Linked DNA regions of Mus musculus: regions 2, 3, 4 and 5 are each linked to region 1. A link is a loop called in an ENCODE intact Hi-C map of the cell type or tissue named here. Cell type or tissue: heart. All regions are shown on one strand. Links, peaks and the distances in the headings refer to the core of each region. The heading gives the core; the rest is flanking DNA. Region 1 overlaps Gm38863 (a long non-coding RNA gene). Region 2 has its middle 43 kb from the start of Gm38863. Region 3 overlaps 9530026P05Rik (RIKEN cDNA 9530026P05 gene). Region 4 overlaps 9530026P05Rik (RIKEN cDNA 9530026P05 gene). Region 5 has its middle 12 kb from the start of Gm38863.

What was found. Hi-C counts contacts between places; a loop is a spot of excess contacts. Peaks named below come from ENCODE experiments on the same cell type or tissue, not always from the same donor. Only the 100,000 strongest peaks of a DNase experiment are listed, where the experiment ranks them.
Region 2: it touches region 1 in a loop (2.0-fold over the local background); 2 of 42 quality-filtered maps call a loop at or near these places.
Region 3: a loop joins it to region 1, with 4 times the contacts of the local background. A loop is called at or near these places in 2 of 42 quality-filtered maps.
Region 4: a loop joins it to region 1, with 2.4 times the contacts of the local background. A loop is called at or near these places in 2 of 42 quality-filtered maps.
Region 5: a loop joins it to region 1, with 1.9 times the contacts of the local background. A loop is called at or near these places in 3 of 42 quality-filtered maps.

Annotation. Positions count from the first base shown.
Region 1 is chr6:93,229,313-93,235,900 of GRCm38, forward strand. All of the region lies in intron 3 of Gm38863 (a long non-coding RNA gene), which reads left to right. Among named protein-coding and RNA genes, the nearest start is that of Gm38863, 38 kb to the left of the region's middle. In heart, for the core only: no CTCF peak of the experiment used is centred there; a DNase peak (open chromatin) is centred at 3,519; H3K27ac peaks cover 306 bases.
Region 2 is chr6:93,147,617-93,154,204 of GRCm38, forward strand. No RefSeq gene overlaps it. Among named protein-coding and RNA genes, the nearest start is that of Gm38863, 43 kb to the right of the region's middle. In heart, for the core only: no CTCF peak of the experiment used is centred there; DNase peaks (open chromatin) are centred at 2,616 and 3,095; H3K27ac peaks cover 294 bases.
Region 3 is chr6:93,062,933-93,069,520 of GRCm38, forward strand. All of the region lies in intron 1 of 9530026P05Rik (RIKEN cDNA 9530026P05 gene), which reads left to right. Among named protein-coding and RNA genes, the nearest start is that of Adamts9, 120 kb to the left of the region's middle. In heart, for the core only: no CTCF peak of the experiment used is centred there; DNase peaks (open chromatin) are centred at 2,629 and 3,479; H3K27ac peaks cover 1,256 bases.
Region 4 is chr6:93,073,302-93,079,889 of GRCm38, forward strand. All of the region lies in intron 1 of 9530026P05Rik (RIKEN cDNA 9530026P05 gene), which reads left to right. Among named protein-coding and RNA genes, the nearest start is that of Gm38863, 120 kb to the right of the region's middle. In heart, for the core only: no CTCF peak of the experiment used is centred there; a DNase peak (open chromatin) is centred at 2,750.
Region 5 is chr6:93,178,888-93,185,475 of GRCm38, forward strand. No RefSeq gene overlaps it. Among named protein-coding and RNA genes, the nearest start is that of Gm38863, 12 kb to the right of the region's middle. In heart, for the core only: no CTCF peak of the experiment used is centred there; no DNase peak of the experiment used is centred there; H3K27ac peaks cover 1,085 bases.

The DNA.
Region 1 (6,588 bases), core at 752-5,751:
CATGGTGGTTGATAATGGTTTGATCTTGAGCAGGGCAGATAACAGATCTCGAGAAACCATTCCCAAGGGCAATAACTGAGAGAACACTAAAAAGGAGGAAATATATTTTGGCTTATAGTTTCAGGTGTTACAGCCTACATTCAGCTGGCTCCGTTATTTATGGGCTGTGGTAAGATGGAAGGTCACAATGGAAGAGCATTTGAGGGCACAGCTGTTCACCTCCTGGGTGCCCAAAGCACTCATCAACACAGCAAAACCACCAAGGAAACACTCCAGTGACTTGCTTCCTTCAAGATGACCCCACCTTCTAAGTTTCCAGCATTCCCAATGATATCACATTACAAATCCATAAATAGATGGACCCATTGATGAATGTGGAGTTTCTGTGGTTCAATCAACTCTCAGTAGCACCAGACGCTAGAGAGGGAAAGTTTTACAACAAGCCTTTCGGAGGGTGAGGAGGAAGGGGGGTCACCTGAAATCTAAAGTGGAACAGTTCCTAAAAGTTCATTGCTCTCCATTTCCCAAGAGAAATTCTTTCCTGATAATGAACCGTAGAATAAGATAATCCAGCACAGAAGATAAGAAGTTTGTCATCCTTCTAGGTACTCAAGAAGAACTAACTGTTCCCAAACGTGATGGAGTATTGCTTTTGATTTGGCAAATACGGTTTTCATCAATGGGCGCCCCTAAGTCTGACCTCCTCTACTCATGCTGCAATCCATTTCCTCCATGGGCTTTCAGAGCAACATGGTCTAGGAAAACTTTGCTTGCCAAGTGTAAGTATACTCAGACAACAAGGATGTTCTATACCCCTATAGTCTCATGAGGACATTATGAACACAGGCCAAAGAACATGCATTATGACTCCTGCAAGATTGAATATGGTCACTAGATAGCATAGATACACAGGAACATGTGAGGGGGGATGGGGAGAGGGAAAGGGGAGAGAGAGAGAGAGAGAGAGAGAGAGAGAGAGAGAGAGAGAGAAACCAGCACAGATGGGAAATGACTGATGTGAGCAAGCCTGGAGACATTAGGAACACCACAGACACACACTGGAGATGGTAGGAAACAAATTGCAGAGGAAAACCTGCACATTCCCTCTCTCTGGGTACCAGAGAGTTCCACAGCCTTGTTTGCCTTTCAACTCAAGCAAGTTCAAGGCAGAAAGTCCTTTCCATGCACTGGACACACGTTCATTTACATGAGGAGCTTTGAAGAGGCGTGTTTCAAAGCATTCCTACACACTGAAAGCACGGCTGCTGGGCATTAACTTGCTTATCTTATTCCAGTGCTGAAACAGCCCAGTCTTTGGAGTACAAATGAAGACACAGAGGCAGCATGTCCAAAGCCAGAGTTTGTGTGTGCTGGGAGCATGATGTGTGACTCATGTCCAGGTGTCTGGAGTCAAGCTTTATGTATGTTTTCTCTCAGACAAGGAAGAATGTCTGCCAATAGGATTACTTGAAAGTTCAGCGCTCTCTCGCTCTCTCTCTCTCTCCCCCTCCCTCTCCCTCTCTCCCCCTCCCTCTCCCTCTCTCTCTCTCTCCCTTTCTCCCTCTCTCCCTCTCCCCCTCCCTCTCCCTCTCTCCCTCTCTCCCTCTCCCCCTCCCTCTCCCTCTCTCTCTCTCTCCCTTTCTCCCTCTCCCTCTCCCTCTCCCTCTCTCCCCCTCCCTCTCCCTCTCCCTCTCCCTCTCCCTTTCTCCCTCTCTCCCTCTCCCCCTCCCTCTCCCTCTCTCCCCTCCCTCTCCCTCTCCCTCTCCCTCTCCCTCTCCCTCTCCCTCTCCCTCTCCCTCTCCCTCTCCCTCTCCCTCTCCCTCCCTCCCTCTCTCTCTCTCTCTCTCTCTCCCACACACACACATCTCTATTGTTGATTCTCCGCTATTCTTGTCTCTCTCTGCCTGCCTGTTCCCCTTCCTCTATATTCTTGTCTTAATTTGGATTTAAGTTTACCCGAAGGTATAATGTGAGCCTCATTAGAAGGTGGCCACCTTAGGACCTGTTACTACAGCTGGGAGACATAATAATGAGACCTTACTGTGCTCCAGTGTCTGCCAGTATGTACTATCCTCATTAGGAGAAGTGCACCGGAAAGTATCTGATGAGATGACCCGGGTTCCCAGTCCTTTGGAACCTTTCTTGGTAAGATTCTACACTTATCATACTTAGATATCTGCCAGCATAGTGTCTGTGTCCTAGCAAATGGGGCTCTGTAGGGAAGGGACTATGAGTACCCTCTTAAAAGCTGTCCACTTGGTCCAGTGCCCAGTGCCAGGCTTTAGATAAGGCCTACAAATGGGAAGGTAAACTGCAGGAAGGTTAAAGTAATGATGCTATAGCAATAACTTAAATGCCATCTGTGACAGTCAATAATGCCAATTTGACAGGATCTGGAATCAGAGGAGATCGACTTCTGGGCATGCCTATTAGGAAGCTTCTAGATTAGGTTAGAGTGTGGGGAGACCCAACCATATGAAAAGGGAACATGAGTGCGAAGCAGCATCCATTACTCTCTTCTTCCTGGCTGAGGATGCCTCAGGCTCCTGCCACGATACCTTCCACACCACGTGATCTTGCTGCATCCTCAAACTGTAAGCCAAAATAATGCCATCCTCCCTTTAAGCTGTTTCTCGGGTATCTTATCACACCAACTAGAAAAATAATGCACCATCCTCATGACGGTTACTTGTGGTTTGAAAGGAGATTCCTGTAAGGGCCACATTGAAACGTCATCAGTATTTCCACGGAAGGGACAGCCTACTTTGGAGTCAGGAGTGATGAGAAGAATTCATCTGTCCAGTATTTCTCAAGTGACATCTAGGCAGAGCTCTTGGCAGGAATACAGCCCCATTGCCACAATCAAGAGTGTCTAGTCTTGACCTCAAGAACAAGGACTGTGGGAAAGGTGAAAGGAACAGCAATCAGGGAGGGGCTTTCTGGGAATCTCCAGTTATTCCATCCCAAATGTGACCCGGGCAAAGAGCAGACACCAGCGCTTATAAAGTGAGGCTTTTAGGAGGCAATAAAAATATGAACCAAATGGTAATTCTGCTCAGTTTTTCTTTAATCTTAGACGTAAATGAGAGAGGGACATAGCGAAGGCCTGTCCTGTCTGTAGTGTGTGTACTACCTCTTGCCTGTTCACATTCCATTCCAGCGGTGAGGAAAAACAAAGGGGAATCCTGGAGACATTTGTCAATAGATTGTGTAGAAGATTTCCAAGCTATATGTGTTCCACCACCCCCTTTAGAGGTATTTGTTATAAATTAAACAGAATCAATGCACATGCACAATTCTGTCTTTGGGGAAAATGCCTGTAGCTAATTCTTTCCCAGAGTACTTATGGGATAAATGAGGCTCTGCCAAACGCTGCACTTGCCAAGCATCCTCTTGACATGCCAATCTTAACAGCCTGTGATTGGAGAAGCAACAGTGCTGGACACTGGGCCATTCCTGGTAGGAAGGAGGTAACCGCGGCCTGTGCTCACAGCCAACAGCGGCTGTTTGAATAGGCACTTCCTCTCTGAGGGGAGTTGGTTCGTAATTTTCCTTTTGCCGCTACTGGAAGTCCTTGAATGGCAATATCACAGCTTGTACCCATTCAGAACAGGAAAGTTTGAAATCTGCACACGATCTCAACACGAGCGGAAGACAAGTACAGTCCTGTATGTCAGCTTCTATATAAGAACCAGGAAAACATTTCTATGATGTAGCTCATGATGTAATCATTGTACTAGAGATTGGTCTTTAGCCAGGGAGCCTTTCCCTTGTTATTTTTGAGCTTCACTGACATTTTCAAGGCAAGGACCCCAAGGGAAAGCAAGACTTTAAGTCCCTGTAGAGACATGCTGTTTTAACTTCATTTAAACCCTAAGAAATGGCTTTGTAGAAAGTATGACAGCTTCCTGCAAGGAAGCCTGATGTAGGGGTGCAATCCTGACTGCTTGGGAGATCTTGGTCCCCTGTGAGGGACTGATCAATTTCACAGGAAGGCTCCTTTAGCAACTGAGAATAGACAGGCACAAATTCTGATAGGGTCTCAGATCATAGGCCCAAGTTCTCTTCAATTGATCCTCAGGACCAGTTCTGTTGTTGAATTTCCCTTAGCTTGGATTGTTCCTTCTGAACTTTTCATTAGCTTTTTTTTTTTTTTTAAATCTGTAAAAGTAAATGGCTAAAGGGGGAGTAGGGAGACAGCAGAATGTGAGCTCCTATTTTGTTTGTTATGATTAGGTCAAGTGCTCTCTAATTTCTGGATTCTTTCCCTCAGTCTAGGTGTTGGTTAAACAGATAAGGTTTGTAGGAATGTATTGAGCTGCAACTAATGTTTGCATGTCCCTAGGTAATCCAGTGGCAGTCTGGAGAAGCGTTCAGTGGCAACGGTCTCACTCTCACATAAACAAACGTTTTGAAGTATAAAGAGAATGAAAGCAATGACCAAAATAGAGCAGAGGATGGATATTGTAATGACAGAGAGCAAGATGAAAGAGTAGATCAGGAGGAAGAGAAAGAGCCTCAGAAATCTATATTTCACTGAGAAAGCAATTGTATGTATGTGTGTAATATTATGTCAATTAGTAAGAATGGATAATAATGATACTCATTAAGGGTAATAAGTAATTAAACTGATTAATTATTGTACAAAATGGGACACAGGAAGCTTTGTTCATTGTACCCAAGGGATCTACAAGCCTATAATATACCAGACATAAAGGTTCTCATATAGGTCAACCTGGGTACAGTGGGCAAATAAAGTATCATCCCTCCCACTACACCTCCCTACACACATACACCAACACACACAAACATACACCAACACACACACACACACATACACCAACACACATACACACACATACATCAACATACACACACATACACCAACACACACACATACACACACATACATCAATACACACACACATACACCAACACACACACACATACACCAACACACACATACACCAACATACACACATACACACTCCCACACACCTTCATACACACACATATATACCCACCCATACATACACACATACACTCACTCACGCATACATACACATGTACACACCCTCCCACACATACACACACACACACACACACACACACACACACACACACACACACGTCCTCCAAACTGCAGATTAGAAAACAAACTTTTATAAAAATCTATTTTTCTTTTTCACTAAGTAGTAAAGCTCATACCCGTAAGACATCACAGTTAATGATTCTTGAAAGCAAATCTGGAATTAAATTTGACAATTACAGACTAAATTAGACAATTACACTAAAACATTAGGGAAGTTGTGAAATGCTTTCTTTAAAGCTATAGGATTCAGTTCTCAGCAAAGGGAGCCAAACATTCCCTTATTAATTTAGTGTTTTGGAAAGGAGACAAATTGTTGGGTAGGTAAGACAAAAGACTGGAAATCTACAGGCATTTCAGTTTCCAGTCCAAGACAGCTGTTGGGTGATATCACCCAGTGTGCAAATAGCTGTGCATGGAGGGAATTAGCAGATGAAAAGGTAGAACACTTGATACGGGTGTGTAAACGTGCTTTCTCTGTCTCTTTGCATTCTCCTTATAGATCGGCACACCTAAAAGTAAAGTTACGTAGGATGGCATTTATAAATTGTAAAGACACAGGAAAGGGTTCAAGACAGCGAGGCTGGTAGGGGAAGATAAACATTTCAAGATTCAGATCGTGTTGATGCCCAAATTCAGTCAGTAAGGAAACAGCTAGAAGGGCTATTCAACTCTCAGCTTCCTTCCAAGGAATAAAGATCTGGCTATGGGCAAAGGAAATGCCAAGAAAATGCCAATTTGTGTCATACTAACATCTCTCTCAAGGCTGAGTCTGGACTTGGAGAATGTGAACCACTGGCTATGGGGAACAGTTGGCTCTGAGGCTTTGTGATTTGGGTTTTTAGAATAGCTGAGGGAAATCTGAGCAGAGAGCAACAGAGACGCCCACTCATTAGACAATGTACTAACATCAGAGAATCAGCTGCAGTGAGCGGCAGAGTCAACCTTTGCGTGGCTCCCAAGGTGAACTCAGAGAAATGGAACACCTAAAGACATGTTTGGAAATGATTTTGTTAGAGACAGACAGCAACTGCTAGGGGGAAGGAAGAAAGGAAATGCAAGAAGCACTTTAAAGTGAGATGCTGTAAGTGAGAAGTCCTGGTGTGTGTGTGTGTGGGGGGGGACGGACGGAGAGGTGGGGGGGCACGAATGAAGGAGGGATGTTCTGTAACATAGTAGCTGTCCTCTTTCAGACCAAATAACCGTCAGAGGCTACCTTCCTCCCAGGTGGCAGGGCAGCGTGGTTTAGGATAACCACTAATGTCTCCTACAGCCTTCATATGCTCCTTTCTGCATTTATAATTTTCATAGAGGCAGCTTCCTCCAAAGTAAGTAATGAGTGTAAGACGATGCTCTTTGGGGAGTTGTAAAGACAGTCTAAGAACAAGTCATCTCAGAGTAACAAACTTCCCAGCCAGAGATCATTTCCATTGCATAATGGACGTAGCCTGGAGCTTTCTCTCTTTTTCTCCCCCACATCTACCCAGTTGTGTCATTCT
Region 2 (6,588 bases), core at 575-5,574, 82 kb before region 1:
AACCTGTAAGCCAGCCTCAATTAAATGTTTTCCCATATAAGAGTTGCCCATGATCATGATGTCTCTTCACAGCAATAAAACCCTAAATAAGACATTTACAGTTTGTGGTGGCTTCCTTTTAATTTTTCTTTTTCTTTTCTTTTCTTTTTTGAGTCTGGTTCTCCTTTAGCTCGGGCTAGCTTCTAACTCAGTATATGGCTAAGAATGAATTCTGACCCCCCCTGACTTCATAATGCTGGGATTTTAGGCATGTGCCATTGACCTAAATTATTCATGACAGGGAACTGAACTCAGGGTCTTGTGCATGCTAGGCTAGCACTCTACCAAATGAGCTATAGCCCCAGCTCTCATTTTCTTACTTTCAAAATAAATTATTGGTAAAAAGGAATACTGTAGGCAGATCCCATCCTAAACAATATGGCACTATCTCTAACCCACCATCCACATCTTCAGCGAGTACATCACAGACATCTGTTAGAATTTCATAGTTTTGATCAAGGCTTTGAATCTCCTGATGTATTCTAATCTGCACTATATTGATAAGAGTTAAGCTATTGACCTGTGCTTGGCACCTTACGTGAGCTATATCATCAGATTATCAGGAAAAAAGACTCAACCCCTAGGGTTCCTAAAGGATTGGCAATAAGAGTGAGGGATGAAACCATTGTGCATTCTCCACGACTAGAAACTATAGACATACTGAGTCCAAAGCAAAATTTTACATGAAGTCAGTCCATTAGGTGGAACCACATGAAAGTCTGGTTTTTGTAGGTCAAAATGGTTGACTGGTGGGCAACATTACAAGATTGATACTAACATTTAGCTAGCATGTCAGCTGCCTTTAATGGAAAGGCAGTATCTTTATTTATTTGTTACCTTTATTAAATGATTGGCATTGATGATTTTTTCACCATCCTTTTCCCATTTGAAGAATAAACAAATTTTAAACTGTAAACAAAACGATGTACACCTATTTTGTTTGACGACCTCAAAACAACAGAAGCATTTTGTTGTTTTTCAAAGGAAAGTTGGAGCACTGAGATGTGGCTAACACAATTTTCAAGACTTTGCTTAATTTTACCTTTTTTTAGTTCCTTGTAGATTTTACAACAATCTCTGGTAGAACTGGCCCACAATGAGCTGAATGTCCATCTTTTTTTAAAATTAGATATTTTCTTCATTTATATTTCAAATGCTATCCCCTTTCCTAGTTTCCCCTCTGAAAATCTCCTATCCCCTGCCCCCTCCCCCTGCTCCCCAACCCACCCATTCCCTCATCCTGGCCCTGGCATTCCTTTATACTGGGGCATAGAACCTTCACAGGACCAAGGGCCTCTCCTCCCATTGATTCGGCCGACTCAGCCATGCTCTGCTACTAGAGCACCAGCTAGCTAGAGCCACAAGTCCCTCTGTGTGTTTTCTTTGATTGGTGGTTTAGCCCCAGGGAGCTCTGGGGGTACTGGTTAGTTCATATTGTTGTTCCTCCTAGAGGACTGCAAACCCCTTCAGCTCCTTAGGTACTTTCTCTAGCTCCTTCATTGGGGACCCTGTGCTCCGTCCAATGGATGGCTGTGAGCATCCACTTCTGTATTTGTCAGGCACTGGCAGAGCCTCTCAGGAGACAGCTATATCAGGCTCCTATCAGCAAAATCTTTTTGCATTAGTGTCTGGGTTTGGTGGTTGTTTATGGGATGGATCCCCAGGTATTCATCTTAGTGGTCAAAAAGACATGCAGGGGCAGGAGTGGGAGGAGTGGGCTCCATCCCCTTTCCACAGCTAACTCAGTGCACTGAATCTGGGCTAGGATTCCAAGGAAAACTCCAAACCCAATTCCTGTGTTAGAAAGTGAGTAAGTGAGTAAACTAGATATGGAAGCTGTCATGATGAGAAAGAGAGAGAGGGAGAGAGAGAAAGAGAGAGAGAGGAAGAAGGAGGAGGAGGAAGATTAGAAGTGGGTGGAAGAGAAAAGAGAAGATAAAGAGTACCAGAAGGACTGAGAAGGGGAAGAGCTGAGCGAGCCAAGGGAGGGGACCAGAGAGAAGTCACAAGGAAAGTTAGGGGAAAGGAGAGGGCTTAGCTTCCAGGCAGGATTCACACACAGGTCACCTAGAGAGGAGGAGGAGAGTAGATGCTTCTTGCTTTTAAGTTATAACTTATTCCTTCTATCCTTCCAGAAGAACTTAGAGTGTCTAGGAAAGAAAGGGGCAGGAACATTCTCTCAGAAATGCTTTCAGAGAGAAAATGTTTAATTTCTACTTCTTATTCTGTTCCCAGTGACATATAACAACTCAGATAAAACTAAATTAGGCAACAGATTAATAACAAAATGGAAGGAAAGAAGGCAGAAGGGGAGGAGAGAAGGAGGGAAGGAAGGAAGGGCAGAAGAATGGAAGGAGGGAAGGCAGACAGGCAGGCAGGCAGGCAGGCAGGCAGGCCAGCTAGCCATGCTTTTCTCCCTAACAGCCTCGCCAGTCATTTTGGGGACTAATGCATCTGTTAATTCTAATCCTTCTGGAAAGGAACACAAACAGGACGTGTCCTGGAAACGTTGTTTGACATGTGGATTAGGCAATGTTGACAAACAGAACAGTCTGTCAGATACCTCCTCAAACCCCTAACACCTGGAGAAATGGGCCCCACACTCATGTCATGCCCTGCCCCCACCCCCAGGATCGGTGTCTCATCTCCTGGCATATGTAGACCTGTCACACTTTTTTGAAAGGACAACAAAAAAAGAGGACTCCCATGTCACTTCTCAGGTCACTTTCTTCTTTACATGCCACTGCAGTAAGCAATTCCCAGACAACCAGCTATCAGCTATTGTAATGACTCCAGTAAACAAATACAATAAATAGTAAACAATCCATCTCCTCTGAATCCTGTTCTCAGGCCCCTTCTCCTAGAACCACTTTCCTCTCTCCAGAAGCAACTTTGAGGGCCAAAGATAAGGATATTATTTGCACACATGCCAGATCACTGGCAGTGTGTGTTTTCAAACTGCCAAAAAAAAATGTGAAAAGGAAGTGTGTTGAATTCAGCTTCCTATGAATTGGCTTCAACTGGATGTCAGACACATTCTCCCTGGCATCTGCAGTCAGAGCAGAGAGACAGCTGTGAAAAGCATCGTCCAGCCAAAACGTGATTTCAAAAAGGTCATTTGATCACATGATTTATTTATATTGTTTCTCCATGGTACAAAGTGTTCTGATTCATATGCAGGACCCAGAGAGGGAGGATTAGAAAGAAAAAGAAAAAAGAAAAAGAAACCCTAAGGCCCATGACTCAGGGGCCCTGCAGAGGCCAAGGGGATGGCTTGGCTGCATTTTGAAGGCTTTTTGAAGCCTTCGACCCAAACCATGTTCTTCCGCATCAATCAAATTTAAAAAAGGATGCCATATCATGATAGGATTGATCTCTTTCCATACCCTCTGAAGCTTCATAAGAAACATGATTAGAGGCGGGCCTTGCTGTTACTCAGCAAGAACAATCACCATAGTCTTCTTCATTCAGAAGAGAAAACCAGGGGTCAACTTAATCACATTTCTAATGCTTTATCTTCTCCACATGGTGTGCGCCAACTTGAAGAGTTTGAGCTTTCTCTCTTGTCTTTTCTCTCCCAATGAGGCCTTGTCAATCCCATTCTAAGTAGACCTAGAGGATTTCCTAGGAAGGTTGGAACAGATGGTTTGTTTATATTCCCTTGGCTTTATCATTGCTTCCTAGATACAGGACTGGGGCTTTTAACCCCATGTTTATTTTTTTTAATTAGGTATTTTCCTCATTTATATTTCCAATGCTATCCCAAAAGTCCCCCGTACCCTCACCCCCAACCCCCTACCCACCCACTCCCATTTTTTGGCCCTGGCATTCCCCTGTACTGGGGCAAAGTTTGCGTGTCCAATGAGCCTCTCTTTCCAGTGATGGCCGACTAGGCCATCTTTTGATACATATGCAGCTAGAGTCAAGAGCTCCGGGGTACTGGTTAGTTCATAATGTTGTTCCACCGATAGGGTTGCAGATCCCTTTAGCTCCTTGTAACCCCATGTTTATAATGTTGACAGGTAGAATTTATTGGATGAATATTTCTTTGACCATATATATTATTTAACCTCTCTCTGATATGAAGTCCAAGCTAAATATTCTGATGTTGTTTGGTTGGTTTTTTTTTTGTTTGTTTGTTTGTTTGTTTATCTTTCTACTAAATCCCTATTCCAGATCATTTTCTCTTAGCTGTCCTTAGAGATGGAAGTCAGGAGTTTGAAAATGTCTTCTGAGCATTACCAATACTCAAAGAAAAGAAGAGTCAGATCTATTGAGAACGAAAAGAATGTAACATTGGTCACGCAATACAACCAGTGCTAAGCACCTTTTCTTCTTTTTCCCCCTTCCCCTTCCCCTTCCCCTTCCCCTTCCCCCTTCCCCTTCCCCTTCCCCCTTCCCCCTCCCCCCTCCCCCTCCCCCTCCCCCTCCCCCTCCCCCTCCCCCTCTTCTTCTTCTTCTTCTTCTTCTTCTTCTTCTTCTTCTTCTTCGTCTTCTTCGTCTTCTTCGTCTTCTTCGTCTTCTTCGTCTTCTTCGTCTTCTTCGTCTTCTTCGTCTTCTTCATCTTCAGAAGTGGCTCACTAGGAAAGACATGAAGCACAGAGTATATTCAGTGATAATATCTGTGGATATGGTTGACTGATTTGTCTCTTGGTTGCTGGAATCTGACATTTCCACAAAATTTGACTTGAGAATGACTTAAGACTTAAAGCTCCTGAATCTACAGCAGTGGCACCCAGTTGGTTTCCAGGGACTCAGTAATTTCTCTGTAGTTTTCCTTAAAGAAGCATTATTTAAACTAAGACGGCCTTTTCTCCTGAAGTTGGAAAAAATTAAAAGTCAAGTATCAATACTATGTGAAACAATTCTCTGATGTGCTGAGTTTTATGTCTCTCCAAAACTGTGTCATTCCTGACAGGGCTGGTTTTGAGAGGGTATGTCTCTGGTCAAAGGCATATGACATTGGCCTTTCTGGACAAACCCTGGACTTTGATGTTGAAATTCAGTCCATTTTGCTTTTCTTTGCTCTGGGTCAGAAAAGAGAGTCCTAAGTTGTGAGAAGTCACATTCAGAATTAGGAAGACCATCTGAATCATTAGAATAGAAATAAGAGTGTAGGACCAGAAAAGTAGAAAAATTACCTGAAACTTAAAATAAGGCATTGGGGCTCTTCAAATTTATGTCAAGAGTTCTAACCGAGACTGTAAACATGTAGAAAACAAACAGTGCAATAGTCTCTTATTTGGACACCTGTGTATTTGCATACTTTGTGAAATAAATGAGTGTCAAAACACGGGGCAGAACCAGAGAACTGTGAGCTGGCTACTTCATTAGCCAGACCAGCTTTCATTGAGCTGCTCACTGTCATTCAGTAACTAAGTCATGCTGGATCAAGTCCAAAGCCAATGTCTTCCTTTTATGGATAGTGAGGCTTCTCTACTACAGTCAGAGCATTCTTTGTCAATTAATTATAATCCTATTAATACAGCATGCCACTAACTAATGGATTCATAAAATAATAAGACGGTACATATGCCCATCGTTTTAGTCTAGAAATAAATTCCCACTAGTCTTAACTCCTTAACCTCAAAGACAGAATATTATCATCTTCATTTTACAAACAATTTCTTCACTCTCTAAAACTCAAAGCTTAGATAGGAACTTAAGTCTTTGTTGAGGTGGACAGTGGGGTTCAACACACCTAGAGTTTAGTCTGTGGGTAGTTCTTGTACTTGCTAGATGAGTGATCTTGGGTGAATCATTTAAACTTTTCTCAGGGGAACACAGGACTGGCGCTGTGTAATGAGCATCAAAGAGAGCTTTTGTTGACAGCTCTAACACGTTGGCTGGGTCACAGTAATTACACAATAAACTGTTTATTATAACTCAGGAACCACGCTCATGAACAAGAGCAATAAACTCATTGTTTGGTTCCATTGTCTTGGTTGTGCGGGAATGATAGCCAGTCTGGTTTTATGGTATAGTTGACACATGTCTCCAGAAGCCTTTTTTAAAAAGTGAGTGGAGCTTAAAATATTGAAGAAAAAAAAATCCTCAAGGCTGTTTGAAAGCAGTCAGAACTCCTGCTTTAACTTTCTTTCCTTCTCTGGGACCTCTTACGACTTCCACCGAAGTTTTCTTAACCTTCCAGGGAAGTCATCAATGGGAAGTCATCAACATATGAGAGCCATGTGAAAGAGGAGGATTATAGAAACCAGCCTCACAGGCTGCCAGGCCTGGAAATGGATTCCAAACTCCGAATCCTTGGGCTTTAGGTCCCATTCGGATACAGCAAATCTGGGGCAGAACAATAAGCAGGTAAGCTTCGAGCAAAGCCAAGGCGAACTTAATCGTTGGGATCCCATGCTGAAAATGCATTGAAAAGAGACAAGGCCAGCTCTGTACAAGGAGAGGAGAGGAGGCTGGGAAGCCAGCAAGGAGGAGCACTGCAAAGGCCCTGAAAGAGCTGGGAACACAGACCAGGGACACATTCCTAAAACACAGTTACCTGATCTATTCTAAATGAGATGTGCCAGGTCCTCTAGAAGG
Region 3 (6,588 bases), core at 1,103-6,102, 170 kb before region 1:
TGGGGCAAGTCTGCATTGGGATAAGTTTCTTCCCTGTTTTGTGCCTTGATAGCTCATTTCCTTTTTTTTTTTTTTTTTTTTTTTAACTACTTGAGAGTCTCTTGAGGTGCTGGGGATTGAACACAGCAGCTTTCCTACTTTGGCCAAGTGCTGCACCATGGAACAATATCCAGATCTTGTTGTCAAATAGTTTCTACCTTACTTTAAAAGCTTTTCATATAACAAGTAATATTCTTGGCCCTGTTCCCACGCCTCCTATGAGATATTTCCTATGAGATAACCTAAATTTTAGAAAGGGCCTTATTTTGTGTGTTATTTCGAAAGCTAAAATGACTAAAGAAACATTTCAAGTGATGCTTTTGTAAGGTAGAGAAGCAGAAAACTAACTGTAATTCGTTAAGTTGGCGTGGGCTATGGGCAGCATTGGTATTCATGACAATTGTATCCAGACAAATTTATAGTCATATAATTAGTGTTTCTCTTGAAATAAATGATCTCCTGGTTTTCCCCCCAGCAACTTTGGAGGTCCCACTCACAGTTTAGTTATAACATTCACAAATTCACTATTAAAAGATGGATCAAATATTTTTCTCTTTATTTACATTTCTGGAACAGAACATACCTAATCTGTCTAGGAAAGTAATATGTAAGATGTGCTCCCATTTAGCTGTCCTGAGACATGGAGGCTGGGTGGAACCTCACTCTGTACAAGTCATAGAACACGAGGGTCTGACCTGAATGCCCTTGTCACGCCCCGAAGAGAGAAGCCTTCTTAAACATCCTCACGACTCAGCGTAGTCATCCATAAACCGCAACTAACGACAGTTTCCACCCTCTAAGACTGTTCTGGAGGACAAAGGAGGAATCCCTACAGAGTGTGCCAACTACAAAGCAACAACAAAAACTCCTTGCAAACAGTGATAAGCAATCCAGGGCCTTTGGCTCCTGGAGAAAGCAAGGCTGAGTCCATTTAGGTGCTCATTAAATTAGTTCCTGACTGTCCACGGATGCAAAAGTGGGGTTAATCCTGTTACAGATGTATTCCTAGCTAAGTCTGTCCAAGAGGCCAGTTTCACTGAGACGAAGGGAAATGGAGAGGTCAGGGGCCATGTGAAATGTTACAGAATTGAGCACACTACTCCTTTTTATTTGGCTCTACATCTGCTGTGACAGGGTCAGTGATAATAATTTTCAATCTCTACTCTGTGTACCTTAAAAGTTCCATTTCCCAAGCAAGTATCTGCACTGGGAGATCATCAGTAGACAACATGATTCCCAAGTAGTTGCTTGTGGTGTGTGTGTGTGTGTGTGTGTGTGTGTGTGTGTGTGTGTGTGTGTTGTGTGTGTGTGTGAGATGATGATACCCATTTTTTATCAACAGTTAACTTGAGGTACAGCAGACAGATTCAGGATTGCTCCTTGCCTCCTCCCATGCCTCTTTCTCCTATTATACAACTTTGTAAGATCCCAGTGATATGAGAAATCTACGTCTCGGATTCTGTATTATGGAAAGTGAGTGAGGAGTTACTGCGTCTGTGTATCTGTCAGCAAGCTTCTGACCCTCTGGGTTTCAGCTCTGGATCATGTTCCTTGTGTTATTGCTCTCTGCTCTCTGCCTCTGCATCAGTGCTGTCCTGACCTTGGCAGCCCGTACAGAGTGCTGACCAGGAGGCAGCCAGACTCGTTCGTCTATGCTCTCATGTTAGAGCTCTACTTGTATTTCTGGATTATAGTTTTATACTTTAAAAAGATGGAGGAGGAGGAGGATATCTAGATCTCGTCAAACCCAGGGTGCTCTGAATATCATTTTATCATGAATTTGATGTGCTTTAATTTTGCAGAATAAGCTTCCTTTGCCAAAGGTAGACTACAAACCCTGCAACAGCCTGTTCCCTTACATTTTTGTGTATCCATCAAAAATATGGATGGGTATCCTAGAAAGTATGCTTGAAATGATTATGGAAGGAGAGGCCCAGGAAGATGGGAAAACAACAGTCTGGTGTTGGGGAGATGTTATCTAGAGTGACACCAGGCAGGCATAAACCACCTGATCGTAGACTTGATGATGAGAGCAGATTTGAAATCAACTTGCACTTTTAACTGTCCATTCCAACAAACCAGTCCAACTCTCAACTGCTTGTGTAGCAAATGAGATAATGCTTATCTCGGCATTCTTGAAATTTTGTTTATTTAAAATAAACAAAACCTGCCTAAATCAGGAACAGTTTTATGACCTGTTCTCTTCTATTCGGTTGTTAAGTGTTCTGGATGAAGGGGCACAGGGCATGGAACACCATTGAAATTTACCACCCTAAAATCCCAAGATCTGAAGAAACATGCATGAGATATGTGTTTGATAAATGAACATTGAAACTGTGTGTGTTGAAACCTTCATTAAAGCAAGGATTTTGAAGTATGGCTTCTGACTCTTTCTCCAGGACTTTGGGCATTTGGGTCAAAAGTGCATCATCATTAATGCGGTCTTCGTTGCTATTGAAAATGGATTCTGTTTACATCAGTCCTATTTACAGCATCGTTCCCGGGACTCAAATAAAACAAGGCTCTCCCACCCACTAGTTTGCAAGTTGTGCAAAGTACAGCCTTCTATTGTGACATGTATCCTGGCAGTTTGCCACTGTCTGGCCTACCCTACTGCAGGGTCAGAATCCCCCGCTGTATCCTGTAAAATCGCTGAACTCTTGGGAAAGTACTAAGAGACTGGAAGAAGCATTCAGCATCTCTCTTGAGATGAGTAAATTACATGGAAGGCTATGGGTATTTTATGATCTGTTATAGATGGAGAATTCAAGGTGCAGTTTGCCTTTTTTTTTTCTCTTTACTTAAAGCAAGAAAAGCTTAGCAGTGAAACTCATTTTCCATGACTCCCAAATGGTTTCACAATAAATCTGTGAACTTAATCAGCTTCTTCTGTTGAGGAAACCTCCTCTAATTGTGTTCTTGTGTGAAATAGACACGATGACAAAAAATACTCCAACTCTCAAAGAAAGTGTGGATCACTGTAATCTGGGGAATAACAGTCTCAGTGTCCAGTGAAGAGGAGCCAAGATCGTGCTGTCTCTGGTAGTATTTCTTTTCTAGATAATTGTCAGGCTCTTCTTTCTTGGTCAACAGTATGACAACGAATATCCTGAATTAAGTGTCTCTGGGACATAATGGTGTAGTAACTAGGAGCACTGCCAACTAGATTTCTAGAAATTCCCACAAGACTCCTGCAGAGCCACAAGGCACTATAACAGCAAATGAACACAGAGATGAAACACAGAACCTGAACGCCTTGCTTTCATCTCTTTTCCTGGTCTCTAGAAGCCAATGCCTGTCTTTCTTTCCCTTTCCTCCATGCCAAGTATGGCGGGTGCAGAGGGGACATGCCCGGAATGTTAGCACAGCTGATTACTGTCAGCTAGCAAAGCAATCTGGTGGAAAGAAGACAACAAGGACTCCGTGCGCTTGCTTCTTCCTGTTCCTCGGTTCTTGGGCAGTGACCTTCAGAGCTGCCGGGGTTTGTGGGAGCCGGTGGGTGTGGTCTGAGAGGGAGAGTCTACAATTGGAAGCTGACCTTTCGGAGTCTAGATTTTTTTCCGTCCTGGAAAATAAGAACTAAGCATAGAAATTGAATTAGAAGTGGAAGGATTTCCCAAGGCTCTCATTTGTCCCAGCTGCATCCACAGAGCCCACTTTTGCCTTGCTCCTCTCATTCCCAGCTAGGATTCCTGCCTGTCCCTCCTTACTCCGGGCTGGGTGCTGAGGTCAGCAGAAGCACCTTTGAGACAAACACACAAACTAAGCTGTCGTCAGCAGACCCAGCCTCAAAATTGGAGGAGGAATTGTGAAAACATCGTTTCCCTGCAAATCGGACACCCTCCTCACTCCCACAACAAAAGAACTAGTGTTTCTAAATGCTCTTGCCGCAGGCCCTCACCCGCCTGTGAATAGGGGCACGGAGGGGACAGAAACACCATAAAATCCTAGGTTCTCTCCACTCAGCCTCAAGCTGTGGTTTCCTATTTCCTCCCACTGGACAGCTTCAGTATTAATTGCTCCCAAAACCAACAGTAAAATTTCACTACCGCTCCTAGCAGGCAAAAAAACCCTCAGGTCTTCTGGGAAATTCGGAGCAGGGCTTGGTGACCCTGGCATCTCCCTCCTGTATACACACTAGCAGTGGGGGGTTCCAGACAGGTCTTTGGTTTGGGGCACAGGCTCTCAGCAAAGAGTAGTCCAAAGCTGCACATGAGAATTCACTAGAAATGCAAATTTTCAGCTCAACAGAAGCCCCAGGACTTGGCTGCCTCCTTAGTTTGTTGAAGGAAAAAAAAAAACCTGTAAGTGATTTCAGTTCACTTAAATCATTAGGATTAGCGATCGAGGCTAGGCATTTATTTTGTCAGAATACTGCAGACTTTTATTGTTGTCTGTGTGGTCTTTGGCGTACTTCCTTTAGTTTCTGTCTGGCAGGCTCTTAGTCTTTAAGTCCTTCTGAAAATACCCTCTATAAGTAAGTCTCCATCACCCTCCCAACCTAAGGAATAGAATGTCCTCTTATGTGTGTTATGACATTTGGAGCATCTTACTAATATATTTTGTTAAAACTATATCAAGTTCCTCGGTTCTGTTCCAGGTTCAGAAATAAGAACATGCTTACATCAGCAAATGCTTTGTGTAGACTATTGTGGGACTGTCGTTTTGTTTCTGGTGATGCCAAAATAAGATTTTTAAATTGATTAAAGAAATCAAAATTTAAGATCATATCCCAGGCTTCAGACCTCACCTCTGACATGTGCTGGCCTTAGGTAGTGATTTGACCACTTTAATTGTCAAGTATAATGAGGACATGGGTGCTTCTTGTGTTTACCCCAGTGTGACTGGATGGCTGAAGGAGTAGTCCAGCTAGCACGGTAGCTGACCTGTGAAAGTTGGTTGCTACTGGTAATGTTATTCTTTTCGTCTTCATCCTCACTAGAATGTTGTTAGCAGTGTTCACTGTGCCTGGAATAGAGAACACAGGCAAAAGCATCTGTGAAAAAAATCTTTGGAAAGATCAAGGTCGTGGCCTTATCTCTTATAGTTCCTGAAATGGAGGCAGATTTGAGGAAGTAGGCACTCACTGTAGGCAAATTTGACTTTTCATAATGTGCTTCGTGAAACAGACTGAAAGGTGTTGATGACTTCCAAATTTCCTTTCTCAACTGTTCAGGACCCATCACTGCCTCCGGGACATCATGTAAATTTGTCATATAAAATGGCCATTAGAGCAAGGATCAAAGCTTTGACAGTGAGTCAGAGTCACCTTCTTGTTGAAGTCATGAAGACTAAGGTGAAGCACAGGGGTGGTAGAAAGCATATTTCAGTAGCAGACCCAATAATTTTTTTTTAAAAAAATAACCCTTAAGTAGCTTAAGATAAAAAAACAGACAAACCTGAAATAGGTTTTCTGATTAAAAAATATCTCATTTTGTAGGAAGCCACCCTCACATTCGCCGTTGCAAGATGGCGCTGACATCCTGTGTTCTAAGTGGTAAACAAATAATCTGCGCATGTGCCAAGGGTAGTTTTCCACTACATGTGCTCTGCCTTCCCCGTGACGACAACTCGGCCGATGGGCTGCAGCCAATCAGGGAGTAATACGTCCTAGGCGGAGAATAATTCTCCTTAAAAAGGGACGGGGTTTCGCCATTCACGCTCTTGCTTTTGCTCTCTTGAGCTCTTGCGCTCTAGCTCCTAAAGATGTAAGCAATAGAGCTCTCTCGCTCTTGCGCTCTGGCTCTGGCTCCTAAAGATGTAAGCAATAGAGCTCTTGCTCTCTTGCTCTCTTGCTCCTGAAGATGTAAGCAATAAAGTTTTGCCGCAGAAGATTCCGGTTTGTTGTGTTCTTCCTGGCCGGTCGCGAGAACGCGTGTAAGACCATTTAACCTCATAACCTTGAAAATGTAGTGAGATGGATAGCCACGCTCTCTGTAAGTCATCTTTGCAGATCAGTTCCAGCTCAGACTCTTTGCCCTTTCTCTTCTCCTCCTGATCCTCTCTGATCTCCTTCTGCCACTTTTCATCAGCATTTGTTTTGTTTCTCTGGGTGTGTAAGCATGCCAGCTTATGCACAATTGTGTGGACTTAGGTCAACAATGGCTGTCCTCCTCAATCCGTTTTTATTTTTTGAGAGAGGGTCTCTCACTTAACGTGGAACTCACTGATTTGGCTAGACTGGCTGGCCAGCAAGCCCCAGTAATAACGTCTTCTGTCATTAAAGGTGTGCCCTGCCATTCCCGGTTCTGTATGTATATAGTTTTAGTGGTTGGGCCAAGTCCTTAGTCATTATACTTACATAGCATAAGTATATAGAGTGTATACACTTAAATAAATATATATAGAACTCATTATATAGCTCATTACCAACCCAACCATTTCTGCCTACTGCCATTCATCATTCTAGAAAACCAGAAAAGAAAAGAGAGAGAGTTACCAATCAACACATCTCAAAATTTGCTTCTGTCTCACAAACCCTAAAATCTTTACAAAATATAACAAAGGGATATTGTGCACATATTTTTATGACACAGAAGCCAAGTTCTG
Region 4 (6,588 bases), core at 543-5,542, 160 kb before region 1:
GCTGTGGTCTGAGTAGCCCCACTGTTTCCCATCAGAAAGGCCAAAGATCTGGTAGTTGGTTAGTCCATGAGACTGGCTGTCTCATCAGTCCTAATCTACCTCTGGAGTTCTGGGGAGTGCCTAGAGAGCTGCTGGTCTTCAGTCTGCATTGGCATCCCAAAGAAGCAGGTTCTAACCCGGATGAGGGAATGTCTCAGCAACAGGATCGGTAAACCTGGCAGAGTGAGAGCAGCCAGGCAAAAAGCCAAAGCTTCCCTATTCCATGTCACCTTAGGTGGACCGCCACCAAAAGGTATGGTTGACAATTAGGTGGTTCTTCTGACTCCAAGTGATCGCAAATTAAGCTGGTGCTCAGCTGCTTGGGTTTTGATTGGTCCAGATGTAGTCAAGTTGATAATCAGGTTTATCATCTATGACACCAAGGTTTTTTTAGTTTTTGGAAAAATATCATTTTTTTTCAAAATATGTTATGATAGTGAGCTTTTGATATTTAAAATAATTTAATAAAGGTATTCCACAAAAGCTCTAATTTTGAATACAATAATTATACCAATCATATATTATACAGAACGATTTGGGGTCTACATTGATTTTTAGGTATGTAAGAGAGTCCTGAGCCCAAGCTTTTGAAGATCTTTATATGAGAACATGGACTCTGGAGCCATGTCTTCCTGGGAGACCTACACAATGATCTGTTAAGAGGTTTTAGACACTGAGCAGTGTTCCCACATTCTCTGCTACCTTTCTATGAGAAGGGAACAGCAATAGTAGGTCTATCCTAATGATGCTTGTGGTAATGTGGACCCTTGTCCAATTCTTCAATGAATGTTCTTTTCACTAGATTCATTCTCAGGAACTTCATGCTTCTTATTTCTGAGACTTTAAAGAGGACTTTTACCTTAGCCATTGCCCACTTCTGTAAATGTCTTTCTGAGGATTAAAAAAAAAAAATTCACAGAGCAGCATTCTGACTAGACAAGACCAGGCTAGAAAGTGCCACTTATCTTTTTAGTGGAGGTCACTTGCACTGTAGGCAGAGGAAGGAATGACTGGGAAAGATAATGTGCTGAGAAGAGGAAAGGGGGTATGTGACATGAATCCTAGCATGGCTGTGACATTCACCCACCCCATCCCCCAAAAAGAAAGGCAATGTTGAAGCAAAATCTGAGGGAGGAAAGATATGTGACCACCCGGACAAGGCAATTCCCGGCACAGGGAATCTCAAAGGCAAAAACCCAAGTAGAGATTGACTTTGGTGTTTTAGGAACAGGGAGAATGCCAGAGCGTGACAGAGAATGCAAGGCAGGAGTAGAAAATGTGAGCAGTGACACACGGGGTAGCAGACCATCTCGGGTCTTATTGGCTCAGCAGGGTCTTCTGAGAAGGCAGCTCAAGTGATCTGCATCAGTGGAGTAGCAACCGAGGGCATGATGTGTGGTTAGAGCCTGGGTCTATTTGCAGGTAAAGCTATTAGCAATTGACTGTGAGTAAGATGTGTTGTTTAAAGAGTGGAGTCACAGAATGCTCTGCAGTTGGAATAAGAGGAGTCATTGAGTTCAGTAATTGAGACTGGAACACTGGGGAGTGGGCAGGCTTCGACAGGCACTTGGGAAGCAGGCCAGCCTGGGGCTTGGAAATGATGATTTGGGGACAATCTACTTACTAGGCATTCACATTTCTTTTGGATATACTCAGTTAGAAGCCAATCAACAAATGTAGCTGATACGTTGTTAGATATAGCTGGGGAAAAAAATAAAGATGGCTGCATTCTTAGAAGAACCAAAAAGAAAAAAAAAAAAACCTGAAAATTTCCATTTCAGAATGTTTTTTATGTCATTCTGGTACAGTTCCAGAACTGAACGCCCCATGCCAGGTGCGGCCTTATTAAAGTTTCAGAAGAAAAGACTATCTGTTCTGAGACACAATGCCTGGGCTTGTGGAACTAAAAATAGCTCAGTTCTCATTCCCCAGGGTACTCGAACTTCTAATTGCTGTCCACTGTGTGTCCATGTAGATATGAGAAGTTTTTAGGGCTCATCTGTCTGAGTTCTCTCTACTCACAGGTTTATTTTCATTTTTCTTAGTTCCTATTCTCTTCCTTTAGGATATAACTTTCTTTATTTCGTTCTTCTCTCTCAGTGATGCTGTTGTATCTGGCAGCCTTTATACAACATTATCCTTACGAATAAAAGGAACCTTTCCCAATTTAGTATCATCTGCAGATGTCATTAACGTGACATCCGTAACTTTATCTAGACATTGAAAAAAGGACATCGAATAATATGTGTATCATCTTACAATTCAAGCAAGGGAAAGGTCATTTTTTTAAGGCCAAAAAAAAAAAAAGAAAAAAAACCAAAACAAAACAATTCCTATTGTTTTATATGGTTTATCTGCTCAGCTGCAAAGGACCAAAGATAGGCTGGGTTTTTGACTGTTTTGTTTGTTTATGGTGATGCCAATTCATTTGTGTGTTAGAGGGGATGATACTCCCTTGTACCACATAATTTTGAAACAACAGGCAGGAAATGTAGATTTCATAACCTGAAATCTGCTATCTTCCACAAATGCCAATGAGCAACAGTAACGGGAGAAGAAAAATCCACCAATGTGTTTTGACACAGTCACCATGCCGGCTTCTTCTTCCTGAGCCAAGCTGGGGAATTCCGACTCCTCTGTGGCCATAAAGACACAGGATTGTCAAACCACCTGCTGTGCTTGTACAGGACACTGGCTTCATTGATCATCTGAACGCTTATCTCCATGTCAGGGATGGTGCAAGCATGCTATCTCGACTTGGCAGTCTTTATGGTGTAAACACTGTTATGAAGTCATGGGATGGGACTTAGGAATAAATCACCCAGCTCAGCAGCAGGCTGAAGACTGAGAAGGAATTCATGTTCTGCAGCTCTGTGAACCATGGAGCAGTCAATGCATGTTATCCTAGCTCTGCATGGGGCAGCTTGATTTTCCTCTTCTTGGTGCTGAGGGAAATGTCTTTGGTGGTTTGGGAAATGGCCATTGACTTTCTCACCTGGGTAATTTCCCATCTTAAGAAAGTTTTGACTTTCTTAATGTATGAGGTTTTTGTCTAGGTGGGAGGGGGAGGGAATCAGACATTACCTTGGGTTTACTCAATCCCTAGATGAAGAACTAACTACCTAGGTGTGTACATATTGTCCTAATAACCTGGGTGATTAATTCAGGGTGGTCCAAGTCAGTTTGAGATCAGCCTGGGCAACATCAACATAAAATCATTACCTAGTGTAAAGACACAAGAATTCTGCTGTGTAATAGTGTGGAGAGAGCAGTAAGCACTCAGGCAAGACTAGAACTGGCCCCGGGAAGAGATGACTAGGCCTGAGACCACGGTATGCAGCTCTGCTATATTCATCTGCTGTTTTCTCTGCTTATTTCACATAATGAGGAGAGATGCCCACCCACATCTCCCAAGGCCACATGTGGGGATTCCATTCACATGGAATGACTAAGTTAACACTGTTCTTTATCTAGGAAACAGTGGCCTGGCTCACTTCAGACACTCTTCCCTGTTCCAATTGGTTGTGAAATCCACATGCATAACTTCTGTTAGTCTTTTGCTATGGATTGGGTAAAGACTAGCAAATATTTCATTGTAGGCTGGCCACATAAACCAAGAAGTGTCATATACTCTAATTGGACGAGAAATCCAAGAACAAACATGTTCACTTAAGAGTGACAAGACACTAGAAGGGAGAATGCCAATTGTATTATTCCTATGCAGTTAGTCTCTCAACCATCTTTATCCCACACACATAACAAATTGTCCATGGGGGAAGCTTAGCAGATGGTTTGGACACCATCAGCAGGTTTATCATCAGTTTTCAATGCCTTGCAAACACCAGGCGTGGCTCTGGCTGCCACATGCATTTCTTTAACCACACTGTATCTCCCTGCAGTTGTGTCATACACTGAAGGAGAACATAGAGTTCTGAGTCCTCAATAGACACATGTCAAGTACTACCTTGGAAACTGGGAAGAAACAACTTTGGACTTGACTTTGGTTTTAGGACCTTATCGTGTGGGCAGGTAAGTACAAAATAATTCTATTCAGTTAGCTACAGGAATGCTTTCTAAGGATTTTCAGTAGCCAGATACTCTTCTGGGTACCTGGAGTTAGAAATGTTTTCTTGGAAGTATCTGAAAACTGAGATGTGCTAGCTCATGGGCTTGAAGAAGTGAGGTACCACTGGCCAGTGCAAGAGATTTGGTCTTTTTCAAATCTTTTCACTTCAATTCTCTCTGCATCTGTTTCACTTTTGTAAAACTTTAGCTAGGTAGTGGCTCCAGAGTTTATATTGTACAGCCTACAGCATGTGAAAAAGCAAACTTTCATGCCCCAACTATTTATTTTCTTACTTACTTACTGACTGACTGACTTATTTTTCACTTTACATCCCAATATCAGCCTCTGCCCACTCCCTCCTTCCATATCCTCCTCCTCCTTTGAGAAGGGGTTGTTCCCCTGTGTATCCCCCCACTGTCACATCAAGTCACTGTAGGACTAGGTACATCCTTGTTTATTGCTGAGGCCAGACAAGCTGGATCCACAGGCAGACAGCAAATTCAGGAACGGCTACCACTCCATTTGTTGAGTGTCCCCCATGAAGACCAAACTGCATCTCTAGGGGGACAGGAGTTATGTCCAGCCCATGCTCACTCTTTGGCTAGTGGTTCAGTCTCTGGGAGCCCCCAAGGTTCTAGGTTAGTTGACTCTACCCTAACGACTACTATTGTACATCCTATTGCACATCCATCAGAAGTCCACAGATACTGCTTAGTGTTAACTGGATCACCAGCCTATCACTGAGCCTGCAATGAAGTTCACATTGGCCAGGCCTCTATCACATGACCAATCATGGAGTTGGAATAGACATAGCTCTAAGATAACCACAGTAATGGAGTATGGAGAGGCAGCCTTCCCCAAAGAAATTCTAGATACTGACACCCAAATATGGAAGACTTGCTACTGGGAAGGCATTGGAGCTAGTGTTCTGATTGCTGTGACCAAATACCTGACAAAAAAGCTATCTAAGGAAGGAAGGTTTTATTTTAGCTGACAGTTTGAGAGAACACAGTCTAGCATGACAGAAATGGCATGATAGTAGCAGGAACTTGTAGTAGCTAGTCATGTTGAAGCCACACTCAAAAAGCAGAGGGGAATGAATGCTAGTGTTTGGCTAGCATTTTCCTTTTTATGAAGTCTAAGACTTCAGTCCCTAATAATGGTACTCCCACATTTAGGGTCAATATTTTTATCTCAGTTAACCTAGTTTTGAAAGTCAAAGACTTACTGAGAGATTTTTCTTCTATGGTTTTATTTATAATATTTTTTATTCTCTACAATTATATCATCCCCCCTTTCGTTTCCTCGCTCAGACACCTCCTGTCCATCTCTCTTGCCCTTTCTCATATTTATGACCTCTTTTTCTTTAGTTGTTGTTAATATATTCTCAGTCTGCACGATGTTATCTGATCTTGGTATTAGATAAGCAATTGGGGAGGAGCTTTGCCCTAGAGGAAGGCCGTTTTCCCATTTTCAGCATTCCACAGTTGTCTGCAGTTCTCCCCCCAACCCCAACATAATATTTTAATTGATTATTTGGGAATTTCACACCATACACCCTGGTCACACTCACTTCCCAGTCCTCCCAGGTCTGCTCCCTACCCTTGTGACCTTCCCTCCCAAAGAAGAAGAAGGGAAAGGGGGAGGGGAAGAGGGAGGGGGAAGGGGAAGCAGAAGAAGAAGAGGAGAAGGAGGAGGAGGAAGGGGAAGAAGGAGCAGAAGGAGAAGAGGGAGGACGACAACAACAACAACAACAACAACAGCAACAAAGCAAGTCCTCCAATTTGCCCATACACTCACTGGTGCACGGTGAAACTCCCAGTGGCCAGCCCCATTAAAAAAAAAAAAACAAAAACAAAACCTGAGTGCTTCCCCACCCACATCCCTGCCAGAATCTGTCAGTTGTGGAGAGTTGCACTTTACCATCCTTATCACAATTTTGAAGACTTTTCTGTGGTGGCTTTCTGTCTAGGCTCTTACCTTTTGGTAAGAGGTGCATTCACTGATCCCAGGGATTAGTCTGGTAAAACTTTTGGGATTTTTCAGGCCACTATCATCTGTTGACTGACAGATGATGAACCTGAAGGGTGAACCTGAAGGACTCAAATGGAGAGAACCAGTCTAGTCCTTGCCATGCTACTATCAGCTCTCCCTGAGAAAATCAGCTCTAGTCTCACCCTCACATCTATAGCAAAGGTATTATGTTTTAAAGAAGTAGATTTCCACTTTGAAAATTACATAGGCATATGTGGAGCAGGTCAGCTTATCTTTCATTCTCTTAACAGTGTAGAGGAGCTCTAGTGTCCAGTTTATACAAACTTTACAACACCCAGAAAATGACATATAATGAAACAGTCAGAATGGCCTTTGACTTGCAGCCTATGACCATCTAGGTAATTATGGTGGTTTGAATAGTTTTGGCCATCATAAATTCATGTGTTTGAATGTTTGGCCCATAGGGAGTGGCACTACTAAGGGTTGTG
Region 5 (6,588 bases), core at 640-5,639, 51 kb before region 1:
AATAAATTTTAAATATTAAGGTTGTTCAAAATTAAACCAATTGGGTTTTTCTCTTTTTTTCTTTTTCTCTTTCTTCCTTCCTTCCTTCCTTTCTTTCTTTCTTTCTTTCTTTCTTTCTTTCTTTCTTTCTTTCTTTCTTCCTTTCTTCCTTTCTTCCTTTCTTCCTTTCTTTCTCTCTTTCTCTCTTTCTTTCTTTCTTTCTTTCTTTCTCTCTTTCTCTCTTTCTCTCTTTCTTTCTTTCTTTCTTTCTTTCTTTTTTTTTACTTCTTGTGCCTTCTTAGAATCTTTACAATGTTAATATATACCATCAATATTCATGAAGACATATGGTTTGAAACTTTTGTAATCTTATTTTTGTAACATGGGTTTTTATAGTTTAAGGTCAGCAAACTATAATCTACAGGCCAGATCTGATTTACCACCTACTTTGCAAACAAAATGGTATTGGAACACTACCAGTTCACCCATTTACACACTGTCTATGGCTTTAAGTTTGAGTTGTAATAGAGATAAGACAACCTTGAACATCTAAATTCTCTGCTGCTTAGCTTTCCAAAGGTTACGATAGTTGATCCTATTTCTGGCTGAATAGTTTATGGCATGTACACTAGGGAACATTAGCTTGCAGAACTTCGATGTTGGAAAAAAATTGTATAGCTTATGTATGCACTTGAGATTCTGTGATGTCAGGAACTTAAGAACTCCACTGAGAGTTTGTTACACATGCAGATGTGTCTGGAATCTGTTTCTGACCTGTTGAATCAGAAGAGCCATCAGAATCTATCCCAGAAGGGCTGGGATAGTTCAGTGGTAGAGTACATCTCCAGTATGTGCAAGGTCTGTGACTTGACTCTTAGGACGGTAAGAATAGTCAGTGAGAAAGCCAAGGCGCTCGCTCAGACTTGGTGGAAGCACCTGCTCTATTATGTGTACAGCTAATGTAATGCAAAGGATAAAGTTACCACAAAAACTGGATATGTTTAAGTTTTCTTTGTCCTAGAATTCTTCAAAAAGCCTTCTTTGGGTAAAGATACATGCATCTTACCCAAGGCTCTTAAAGTGCCTTGGAAGTCCCTTTATCTATGCATTCTTCATGTTGCTACAGTTTAGTGTAATGTATGGACATTTCACTAAGTCAGATAAGTCTGAGGCTTTCTTTCATCCAGGCTGAGCAAATTACCCTAAATAATGAACTCTTAGGTGCCTCCCTGAGAACTAACAGGAAGTTGGTTCACCTCAGGCTTCCATTTTCTTATTTAAAGGAAGGGGTAAGATCATCAACGTGGGCATAATAAACTATCACAAATAGGGTATCAAAAGCCTGGGTCTCAGAAGTGCTCAGTCAGGTTAGTAAGGAGCCAGGCATGGTAGCACAAATCTAGTACCTGGGAGGACAAGCAAAGAAAGTTGCCTTCCAGTTCAAGGCCGATTTGGGATATATAGTGAATTCCAGGCCAGCTTGGGGTATGAATAATATTCTGCTTAAACAAATTAAAATTAATTAATTAATTAGTCAATTAATTAAAAGGGACAAAAAAAGAAAACAGGAAAGATGTCAGCAAGGAAATTAGCCAATCTATAACCCACAGGGTGGTCAACTTTTCCAGGGAAAGAGCCTTGTAAGTTACCATCCTTTGATTTCCCTGGTGACCATTATACAATAAAGCCCTGAAAATAAAAGATTTATGGAAGGAACGATGAGAGACCAAAGGGGAAGATAAAACGGTGGTGAGGGGCGGTGAGACAGAAAGATCATCTGCACCCCTCTGAATTCTTTTACCACCTGTTGCTTCCTGTGTGGTCTCCGGGAAAGGGTCGGCTTCCTTCTGCTGCAGTTTTCACCCTGGTCATACAGAGCCCTTCCTAGGATGGTTGTAGATATTACATAAGACACTGTAGGCAAAGCACTCGACACTTTAAAAAAGAAGTTTAAGCAAGGCTATTTCTCCACTACTGGTAATTGCTAGCATTCTCACACCGTGGTCCCATCCGTTGCTGGAATAAGGCTCCTGAAGAAAATACTTCTCTTTGTTTATGGACAAGTCTGATTTCTGGTTTTGCTCCTACTTAGAATTAGATCCCTTAGGAAACACAAAGCCGAGGGAACAGCTCGAAATCTGGGATTAGACTAACAGCACAGGCAGATCCACCATGGAGCTATGCACACAGTAAATCCCTCAGCTTCGCTAAACTGTGCACAACTAACATATCTCCCCAGTGCAGATCTCTCTCTCTCTCTCTGTCTCTCTCTCTGTCTCTCTCTCTGTCTCTCTCTCTCTCTCTCTCACTCTCTCTCTCTCTCTCTCTGTCTCTCTCTCTCTCTCTCTCTCTCTCTCTCTCTCTCTCTCTCTCTCTCTCTCTCTCTCTCCCCACCCCCACTGGCTGTTTGTAGCATGTTAGGAGCAGACTTAATTAAATCCCTAAACAAGGAAATGGCAGACTCCAAAGGAGATAGAGGAATGCCTGCGTCCAAACCAAACAAAGGAGAAACCATAAATACCAAGGCTTTGAGACATCAACACTGATACTGGAAAGGTTCTTCCTGCCCCTAAACCTGGCTCTTTAATCCCTTGGTGATTTGCCTTTGGCTGTTCCCCGCTGAGTTGAGATTCCAGGCTGAATGTGAGCACTGGTTCACATACCTGCTTCTAAAGAGGTCCAAAAGGCTGAATGTGAAATGTCCTGCTCCACACTCTGAACTGAGCACAGTTCTAGGACCTGGGGCAAAAGTACACACACACACACACACACACACACACACACACACACACACACACACTATGCTCACCTTACTAGAGCTCTCAGTCCAAAGAGGGAGACAGACATTAATCAAATTAACGGGCACAATACTATGAAGCAAAGCCCCAGGGTGTTCTGAGATTGCATTGTGAGTCGCCTGCCTAGAAGGACAGGGACCACTTCTAATGGAGTCAATAAAGCTAATGGTGACAGGAGAAAGCACAGCCTTGTCACAATCCTGTGACAAGAAGGAACAAGGAGCATCATGGGAAATGAAAGAAGTTCTGAGCAAATAGTATAATACAGCTCTGACCTTCCATAATGACAGTTGACAGCTACAAGGAGATGTCTGTCAGGTTTTAAGGTGTAGGCCCTGGTAATGGGCCCACACTCTGATGGAAGGACACACATCCAAGAATATATAGATGGCACAAATTGCATTAGGTAGGTCTAAAAAAGTAAAGAGAGAGATGACAAGGCCAGTAGGGAAGAGGGGGTAGGTATGGAAGGGGTTGGGGGAAAGAGATGAATAAGATCAAAATGCATTGTTTGAGATTATCAAAGATCTAATAAAATAAAAGAGAAAAGGAACATTAACGTAATGAAACTCATTTCTTTGCCAACCAAAAAGTTTAATTTTAAACTGTAAAAACCCTAAAAACCTTTATGGTACTCATTAATAATTTTTGCTACAATGATGGCCCAAAGTGACAGAATAAATATATAGTTATGCATGAAAAAGATAAAATGGAGAAGAAGGTGGTTAGACCATGGTGACATGAAGCAGCCATATTACAGACTGTCTTTATGTACCAGCAAAGAGAAACACAGGAACACAGAGGTGATGCAGCTTGCATTTGAGAAAGGCCAGAAGAGACTAGACTGTCGAGAGAACATGAAAAGCCAGTGGAGGCTATCTGGCAAGATGTGGGGCTGGGATGTTCCAGTGTGATCAGCTGTGAAAGTGACCACACCCTGCTGAGGATCCTTTGTAGATCCCAGACAAGGGAGCAAACTCTTGATCTGGACCCTGAAAATGCAAAACTCTGTTCTTCTGAAATAGGAGTTGACAGAGCTCCAAAGAGAAATCAAGCTGTACGGGATGACGGGGCAACACTAATAATGTTTACATATCTGTGCGGTCACGTTTTGAACCTGGCTCAGCAAGGATTTGTGATAGCACTTGGCACTTTTCACTAGCATCTAGAGCAGAAGCGAGACAGTGGCCACCGGTAATTCCAGCACTAAGGAACCAGAGACAAGGGCTCCCTGGGGCAAGCTGAAGCTAATCTAACTGCAGTCAATGAGTACCCCCAAGAGATCAGGCCTCAATAAACAAAGCGAAAGTAACCAAAAAAAACCCCAGCTCTTGATAACTTCAGGCCTCCACATGCATATACATGCAAAACACTTACACATACAAGCACCATCCCGCATCATATCACACATACCATATATACACATGCACACTACACACATGCATATATAGAGAGAAGCACATCACACACTGTACACACTACACACATGTTCACAAGAAGATGAGAGGGTTCAAATCTCATTCTAACCAACTTCCCAGAAAGTGGCTATCAACGATGACATCAAGGGCGACCCATATTCTTCACATGGATGTGGAGGGGAGCCAATTGCCTTATAGGAGTAGCTATCAGTTTAGAAGACAGTAGGGGTAGTTTAAATGGGAATTGTGCCTATAAATTGCCTAGAATTAAGAGGATGCATGTGTTAGCTCTTATCTTCATTACCAAAATATTCTGCAATTATTCCTTCTCTGTAGGAAAAGACAGGAGGAAAGAGAAAGGTATTTTGTGATGAGAAAATTGCACTGTAGTTCCTGTTTCCAGCATTAGAAAAGATCATTGTCAGGAGGGTGTGGTGAATTTAGACTAGGGAGTAGCAACCTCCCAGGAATCAGAAAACAGAGCAATGCATTTTCAACTTTTGGATTGCAGCTTCACAGAGAGATAATCTTTATGGTGTGAAACAGTAATATATATCTTATTTTACATTCTACTTGATTAAGCTTTATGCTAAAACATATTTCTGGTCATGATTCATAAAAATGATTCCCTGACCCCAAAGATTATAACCTACAGTTTGAAAAACACAAGGTTCAATAGTTCTCATGCGAGTCCTTGGGGGAGCCTGGGAGCACCCTCATGTCTGGAGGCTGTTCCCACACTTCGGTTTCCCTGGCTCCTGATGAGTTCACACCCTGCCTCGCTCCTCCCCTTTCCTCCTTAGACACACTTACTGGTGCTGCTGTCTTCCTTCTCAGTGTCCAAGCTTCACTTTGTTTGCTTCACTTTCTAGGGACCTGATTTAAGAAGCAAATATATTTTTATATTTGCTATGGCATGGGGGTAGAGGCAGGTGGAGATGAAAATTAGCATCTATCTAAATTAATGAATGTTAGTTGAGTGTCAGTTTTGTGCCTTGAACTCCACAAAGCTCGAAGTAAAGAGACCATTTGCAGACTCTCAAAGCCATGGAGGCTTAGCAGAAGATCAGAGTGTATGGGCATTGCACCTGTTCCTCAGGTGGAGTCTCCACACATCTGAATTGTGACTTAACCGGACCCGGCCTTTGTCCTCATCAAACGAAACTTTCTTAGCGATAGAATGAGACCATTTACCCAAAGATGGGCAGAAGCAGCTCTCCTCACTCACCTCTCTGAAGCAGCATACCTGACTCAAAGTATACTCCGGCATATGACATGTGTGTGTATAGATCTCAGGGGCAACGTGGGGACTTAATTCTGGCAGACCCTAACCTGCAGATATCTATCCTGTTTCTGCTAGGCTGTTTGGGGTCCCCAGGGGGTACTGAGGACTGCAATAGCAGAGAAACCAACCCACTGTTTGAGGGCTCAGTGAGGCAGCTTGTTAGAGCCATACTCAGATGAGACCCTATTGCTGTGTAGCTGATGGACTATGAAGTTGTCTCTTCATTGCTCTGAGCTTTTCTTCCTATACTAGAAAAGGGAATTATTAATGCCTACAGACCAGGACTTCCTGACAGTATGAATGAAAGAACACCCAGTATAGTCCCAGGAACATTATAAGCTGTTAAATAAATATGAGCTAAGGTTATTATTTTTAACATTCAATGCACATAGTTGGGAGGTGGGGTGGGGAGGCAGATAACTAAAACAGCTTTTTCCACCAACAAGCTAAAGAATGGCTTCTAGATGGGAAAAAAAGTTAGATAATTAGGGCCTGACAACTCTAGACCAGTCCCAGATTTTTATCCCCTGAGCTTTGTATTATGCTAATGAATAGACACTCTTTAGCTGGGGGGTGGGGTCACCTACTAGCTCTGCAAACTTTGTAAGCTGTATTCTGGCTTTGAAGAGCAAGATCTCTTACATCAGCAGTCAACCCCATAGGGACCTTCCAGCCCTTTTTATTTTCTCTTAGTCCCAAAGGTTGGCAACAGAGGCATTAGGAATTCACACACCTTTCCTCTATCTAAGGCATTGTTTTTATCAACTGGCAGGTCTCATATCAAGTATTTACATTACAATTGATAATAATAGCAAAATTCTAGTTCTGAAGTAGCGATGAAGTAATGTTATGGTTGGGGTCACCACGACATGGAGACTGTATTAAAGGTCACAGCATCAGGAATGTTGAGAAGCACTGCTTAAGGGTTTCCCATGTCAGCTCCAACCTGCTCAATGGGAAAGCAGCTCCTCCCAGACCACCAAGAATTCCAGCTGTACCCTGCTCTCAAGGCTCTGTGGCACTCAGCGACATTGACCCTCAGGCCCTGCATCAGCTTCTCCCTAAAGGTCTTACAGTGAAATACTGACTTCTGTAACAGTGCAATAAT